Regions from separate parts of the Homo sapiens genome. Here region 2 is linked to region 1. A link is a contact called in ENCODE Hi-C or POLR2A ChIA-PET data. All regions are on one chromosome and are shown on one strand. The core of a region is the stretch at or near the end of the contact, and the rest is flanking DNA. Distances in the headings are between cores, read along the strand shown.

Evidence for each region. A loop is a pair of places that touch in the nucleus more often than their neighbours do. ChIA-PET counts read pairs that join two places held with the same protein, here RNA polymerase II (POLR2A).
Region 2: a loop to region 1 is called in a map of PC-9, with 3 times the contacts of the local background. The contact joins two enhancer-like sites. A Hi-C loop is called at or near these places in 1 of 168 maps with a recorded cell type or tissue (PC-9). POLR2A ChIA-PET finds 5 or more read pairs at or near these places in 6 of 52 experiments (AG04450, H1, IMR-90 and 3 more).

Annotation. Positions count from the first base shown.
Region 1 is chr20:47,314,487-47,317,288 of GRCh38, reverse strand. The region is part of intron 2 of ZMYND8 (zinc finger MYND-type containing 8); the gene reads left to right. Among named protein-coding and RNA genes, the nearest start is that of ZMYND8, 41 kb to the left of the region's middle. RefSeq lists enhancers at 1-549, 1-802. Within about 2 kb of position 1,453, at least 15 of the 41 ENCODE cell types and tissues checked have a DNase peak (open chromatin) inside an H3K27ac peak, as active enhancers do; they include PC-9, where a contact is called at or near this core.
Region 2 is chr20:47,431,129-47,433,952 of GRCh38, reverse strand. No RefSeq gene overlaps it. Among named protein-coding and RNA genes, the nearest start is that of LINC01754, 20 kb to the right of the region's middle. Within about 2 kb of position 1,357, at least 5 of the 41 ENCODE cell types and tissues checked have a DNase peak (open chromatin) inside an H3K27ac peak, as active enhancers do; they include PC-9, where a contact is called at or near this core.

The DNA of each region.
Region 1 (2,802 bases), core at 204-2,703:
ACTGTTTGGAAATTGGGAGGTGAATGTGCTTTCTGGGGACTGCCTTTGAGAGAACGGTGTCATCAGTGAATGACACGACTTTCCACCTTTTCCCAGTTCCTGAAACTGTTTGTTGGACCTTCTCTGTCCCTATACTTCCATCTGCAGTTTAGGGGAAAAAAGGCAAAATGAGAGTGTGCTCTTAAATCATAGACCCTAAATTAGGGAGTCCTCTTGCTACAGGGCTGAGGATGAGGCCCTCCTGGTACAAGGCCATGTGGTACAGAGATTAGAAGCTGGCCCTCGGAGTCCCACTGCCTGGGTTGAAATCCCAGTACTGCTCTGGCCCTCGGAGCCTCACTGCCTGGGTTCAAATCCCAGCACTGCTCCTTGGTAGCTTTGTGATCTCAGGCAGGTGACTTAGTGGGGACTACAGGAAATGCATTTTGAACATTGCCTAGAATATCACATATAATAAAAGAAACTCTTAGCTTTCTTTCTTTTTTTTTTTTTTTGAGAGCGAGTCTTGCTCTGTCACCCAGGCTGGAGTGCAGTGGTGCGATCTTGGCTCACCACAACCTCCACCTCCCTGGTTCAAGCAATTTTCCTGCCTCAGCCTCCCAAGTAGCTGGGATTACAGGCGCACACCACCACTCCTGGCTAATTTTTTTGTATTTTTAGTAGAGATGGGGTTTCACCATGTTGGCCAGACTGGTTTTGAACTCCTGACCTCAGGCAATCTGCCTGCCTCGGCCTCCCAAAGTGCTGGGATTATGGGTGTGAGCCACCACACCTGGCCGAAACTCTTAGCTCTTCATACTCTTGGCTCAGGAAAGCTATGAGCCTGTGTTATCTTGAATTAAGATGCCCCTTAAATCAAAAGACATCCAGGAAGTGCTGAGCTCCAGGATGATTTCTGGTGGATCACAGGCTTGGGAAGGATCTCCTCATATGCTTGGTTCCTTTTTTTTTTTTTTTTGAGACAAAGTCTCGTTCTGTTGCCCAGGCTGGAGTACAATGGCATGATCTCGGCTTACTGCAACCTCCGCCTCCTGGGTTCAAGCAATTTTCCTGCCTCAGCCTCCTGAGTAGCTGGGATTATAGGTGCTCACCATCACATTCAGCTAATTTTTGTATTTTTAGTAGAGACGGGGTTTCACCATGTTGGTCAGGCTGGTCTCGAACTCCTGACCTTGTGATCTGCCCACCTTGGCCTCCCAAAGTGCTGGGATTACAGGCGTGAGCCACCGTGCCCGGCCTCATGCCTGGTTCTTAATACCCAGTAGACCTTCCCATATTGTTACAATTTCAGCAAAATGTCACAAGGAGAGGAAAATTCTGCTGCTTTCCGCTCCATGCCAAGCTGTTTTCCTGAGTCACTGCTCTGTCCTCTCCATAAGGCTGCATTCCTCCCTCACCCACGTTAACTCATTCAGAACCACTCATTTTTGGGGGATGGGTGAGAGGCAGAGGGTTGTGAGTGAGCCAGCCGGGCGGGGTCACAGGTCCTACTCCCTCAGAAAAGGCAGCAGAAAAGTCTTTCAGATCCAGGGTGAACCAGTGGTTCAGTCGACAGTGGCTGTTTGTCATTGTTCAAAGTTTATAGATGAAATGCACTGGGCAATACATCCTTGTCAGAATTAAATCATTAAAGAAGAAAAAATTGACTCAGCTTTCTGGAAAGGGTCCTTATGGAGCCTGGGTACCACGGCTACAGTCAGGTGTACACCCACCAGTCCATCATCACCAGAGGCCCAGCCCCCACTGGAGTGGGGGGCATTTAAGTAATAATGCCCCCCTGCTGTCTCATCCCTCCGAAGGATACCGAATCCAGCAGGCATTTCCTAATTCTTCTCCCTACAACCCTTCATTGAAATCTCCTGCTGTTGACTGATGTGTCTGTTGTTTGGAACCTATCAAATTTCGACCCCTTGGATACAGTCACTGAACTCTCATCAACTCCAGGGGGAATTGGTGTTTGTAACAGCAAACAGAATTGGGGTTTTTATGTTTTGCTGAAACTAGAAGGTTTGGAATACTCTCAGGTGTGGGCATGCTTGGGCTAGGACCCACCTCCCCCTACCTCTTGCTGAGCAGAACCTCAGTTTCCCCCTTTGTTTCCTGGTGGGCTTGGGTGATAGTCCCTTGCCAACTCTAAATCGCTTACAAGTATATTACTGTCTAGTGATTTTTTTTCCCACTTTCTCATTAAATTAAGTAATGTTGAAGAGGGACTTTTAACATCCTCTGGGGGCCCTGAAGTTTTTAATCATTGGAGCTGAGGACACCTTTGCAAAGGTGAAGGAAGCTATGACTCCATGTCCCTAGAAATTGCACTCCTGTATACAGTGATGGCCTGTTCAAGGGTCCCTGGAGCACTGTCTGGTCTTTAAACAAGAACTTCTAGTCTAGTCCCTTTCTCCCGGCTCTTCCCATTTTGCAGGTGAGGCCCTGAGGCCCTGAGAGGTGGAGACTTGCCTGGGGTTGTTTCCTGTTTAGCCTCATTCTCCAGCCTGACTCCCTTGCTTAGCTTCTATCCTGAGTCCTGAACCAACCCCTCAAATAATGTCTGGAAGTAGAGGCCATTGGCTCTGGCTCGCCAGTGTGGAACAGGATTGTGTAGAGTTGAGAACTCAGACCCCATCTCCTAAACACATACACATACCCTAGCGTTCCTCAAACTAGTGTACCTCCCAGTCTTCGGGAGGACTTATTAAAACAGATTGCTGGGCCCTACCCCAGAGTTTCTGATTCTGTAGATCTGGGGTGGGGCCTGATAATTTGCATTCTTTTTGTTTTGTTTTGTTTTTAAAGATGGAGTCT
Region 2 (2,824 bases), core at 108-2,607, 120 kb before region 1:
CTTTTTGATCTTTGTCTAAGTGGCGGGTTAAAAATGGCATGTCAGTATAATTTTAATTTTCATTTATTTTATTGTGAATATATTTGTATCGTAGGGCTGCAATGACAAATTACCAAAAACTTAGTAGCTTTAAACAACCAAAACATGTTCTTTCACAGTTCCAGAGACTAGAAGCTCAAAATCAAGGTGTCAGCGGGGCTGGACTCCCTTCTAAACCTCTAGGGAAGATTCCTTCCTTGCCACCTGTACCTTCTAGAGGTTGCCAGCAATTTTTGTTTTTCCCTGGCTTGTAGATGCATTACTCCATGCTCTGCCTACATCTTCACCTGCCTTCTCCCCTTGTATGTCCATGTCTCTGTGTCCAAATTTTTCTCCTTTTTCCTTTTTTTTAAAAATGTTTTTTATTTTTTTTCTGTTTTGAGACTGAGTCTCACTCTTGTCTCCCAGGCTGGAGTGCAATGGCACAATGTTGGCTCACTGCAACCTCCGCCTCCCGGGTTCAAGCGATTCTCCTACCTCAACCTCCGGAGTAGCTGGGATTACAGGTGCACGCCACCACACCTGGCTAATTTTTGTATTTTTAGCAGAGACAGGGTTTCACCGTGTTGGCCAGGCTGGTTTCGAACTCCTGACCTCAGGTGATCCATCCGCCGCTGCCTCCTGAAGTGCTGGGATTACAGGTGTGAGCCACCGTGCCCAGCCTAAATTTTAAAATACTAGACATCAGTATGACGTACTACTCAGCCTTTGATTTCACTTGCTTATTAAGTATATTTACACTATTTATGACACCAACCTTTTCTCTTTTTCTCTCTTCCTTCCTTTTTTCTTCCTTCTTTCTTTCCTTTTCTCTTTCCTCCCTCCCTCCCTTCTTCCCTTCCTTCCTCACTCTCTCTCCCCCTCACTCCCTCTTCTCTTTCTCTTCTTCCTCTTTTTTTTTTTTTTTTATGCTCCACTTCCTCAACATTCTTCCCTTACCCCAAGTTGCCGTTTCAGATCAGGAAGATTAAGAGGCCATAGATAACCTTTCTTAACTTTTCTGTGAATTATTCTTTTTTGTTTTTTCTTTTTTCTTTTTTGAGACAGAGTCTTGCTCTGTCGCGCAGGCTGGAGTGCAGTGGAGCGATTTCGGCTCACTGCGGCCTCCGTCTCTAGGTTCCAACAATTCTCCTGACTCAATCTCCTGAGTAGCTGGAACAACAGGCACGCGTCACCATGCCCGGCTAACTTTTGTACTATTAGTAGAGACGGGGTTTCGCCACATTGGCCAGGCTGGTCTTGAGCTCCTGACCTCACGTGATCCACCCACCTTGGCTTCCCAAAGTGCTGGAATTACAGGCGTGACTCACCGCACCCTGCACTTTTCTGTGAATTATTCTACTGCAAGCTCAACTTGATCAGATCCTGTTCATCAGTAGAGAAGCAAAAACTAACCAATACAAAACACACATCAGGGTTTCTTAGCACAAAGATGAGTGACAGAGGTAATTCCAGCTCTCTCAACAATCCTTCAATAAAGAGATACTATACAGAAAGTGTTTAAACCACAGCTTTAAATAAACAGTGAGTAATTGATCAACTCTCCCACTGTTTTTATGCAATACATGATGGCTAAAAAAATTAGAGTGTTTCTTGAATAACTGGAAGTTGAATAATGTACTTATGTGTTGCAAGAGTTTCCAGTTTCAATGCAAGAAAATATACCATAAATTGGCCGGACGCGGTGGCTCACGCCTGTAATCCCAGCACTTTAGGAGGCTGAGGCGGGCAGATCACGAGGTCAGGAGATCGAGACCATCCTGTCTAACATGGTGAAACCCCATCTCTACTAAAAATACAGAAAACTTAGCTGGGCGTGGTGGTGGGCACCTGTAGTCCCAGCTGCTCAGGCGGCTGAGGCAGGAGAATGGTGTGAACCCAGGAGGCGGAGCTTGCAGTGAGCCAAGATTGCGCCACTGCACTCCAGCCTGGGTGACAGAGTGAGACTCCGTCTCAAAAAAAAAAGAAAATATACCATAAATCCATAATTACATTTTCCTTTTAAGATACAATACACAGGGCTAGGTATGGTGGCTCACCCCTCTAATCTCAATGCTTTGGGAGGCTGAAGTGGGAGGATCACCTGAGGGCAGGAGTTTGAAACCAGCCTGGGCAAGCTGGGCACCATGGCTCATGCCTGGAATCCCAGCACTTTGGGAGGCCAAGGCAGGTGGATCACGAGGTCAGGAGATTGAGACCAGCCTAGCTAACACGGTGAAACTCCGTCTCTACTAAAAATAAACAAAAAATTAGCCAGGCGTGGTGGCAGGTGCCTGTAGTCCCAGCTACTTGGGAGGCTGAGGCAGGAGAATGGTGTGAACCCAGGAGGTGGAGCTTGCAATGAGCTGAGATAGCGCCACTGCACTCCAGCCTGGGTGACAGAGCAAGACTCCATCTCAGGAGAAAAAAAAAAAAAAGAAAGAAACCAGCCTGGGCAACATAGTGAGACTCCAATATGTACAAAAAATTAAAAAATTAGCCAAGCGTGGTGGTGCCTGTCTATAGTCCCAGTTACTCAGCAGGCTGAGGTGAAAGGAGTATCACCTGAGCCCAGGAGTTCAAGGTTACAGTGAGCTATGACTATGCTGCTAGTCATAGTAGCATATGGAGACCCTGTCTCTTAAAAAAAAAAAAAAAAGATACAATGATACATTTTCAACATTTACACACAGTTCCATAACTTGAACCTGGTTGACACTGACCAGCTTAAGCCGACCAGTTTAAGATGAAGACCAGCCAATTGTTTTACATTCCATTATTTTTTGATGTGTTGGGAGGGAGAGAG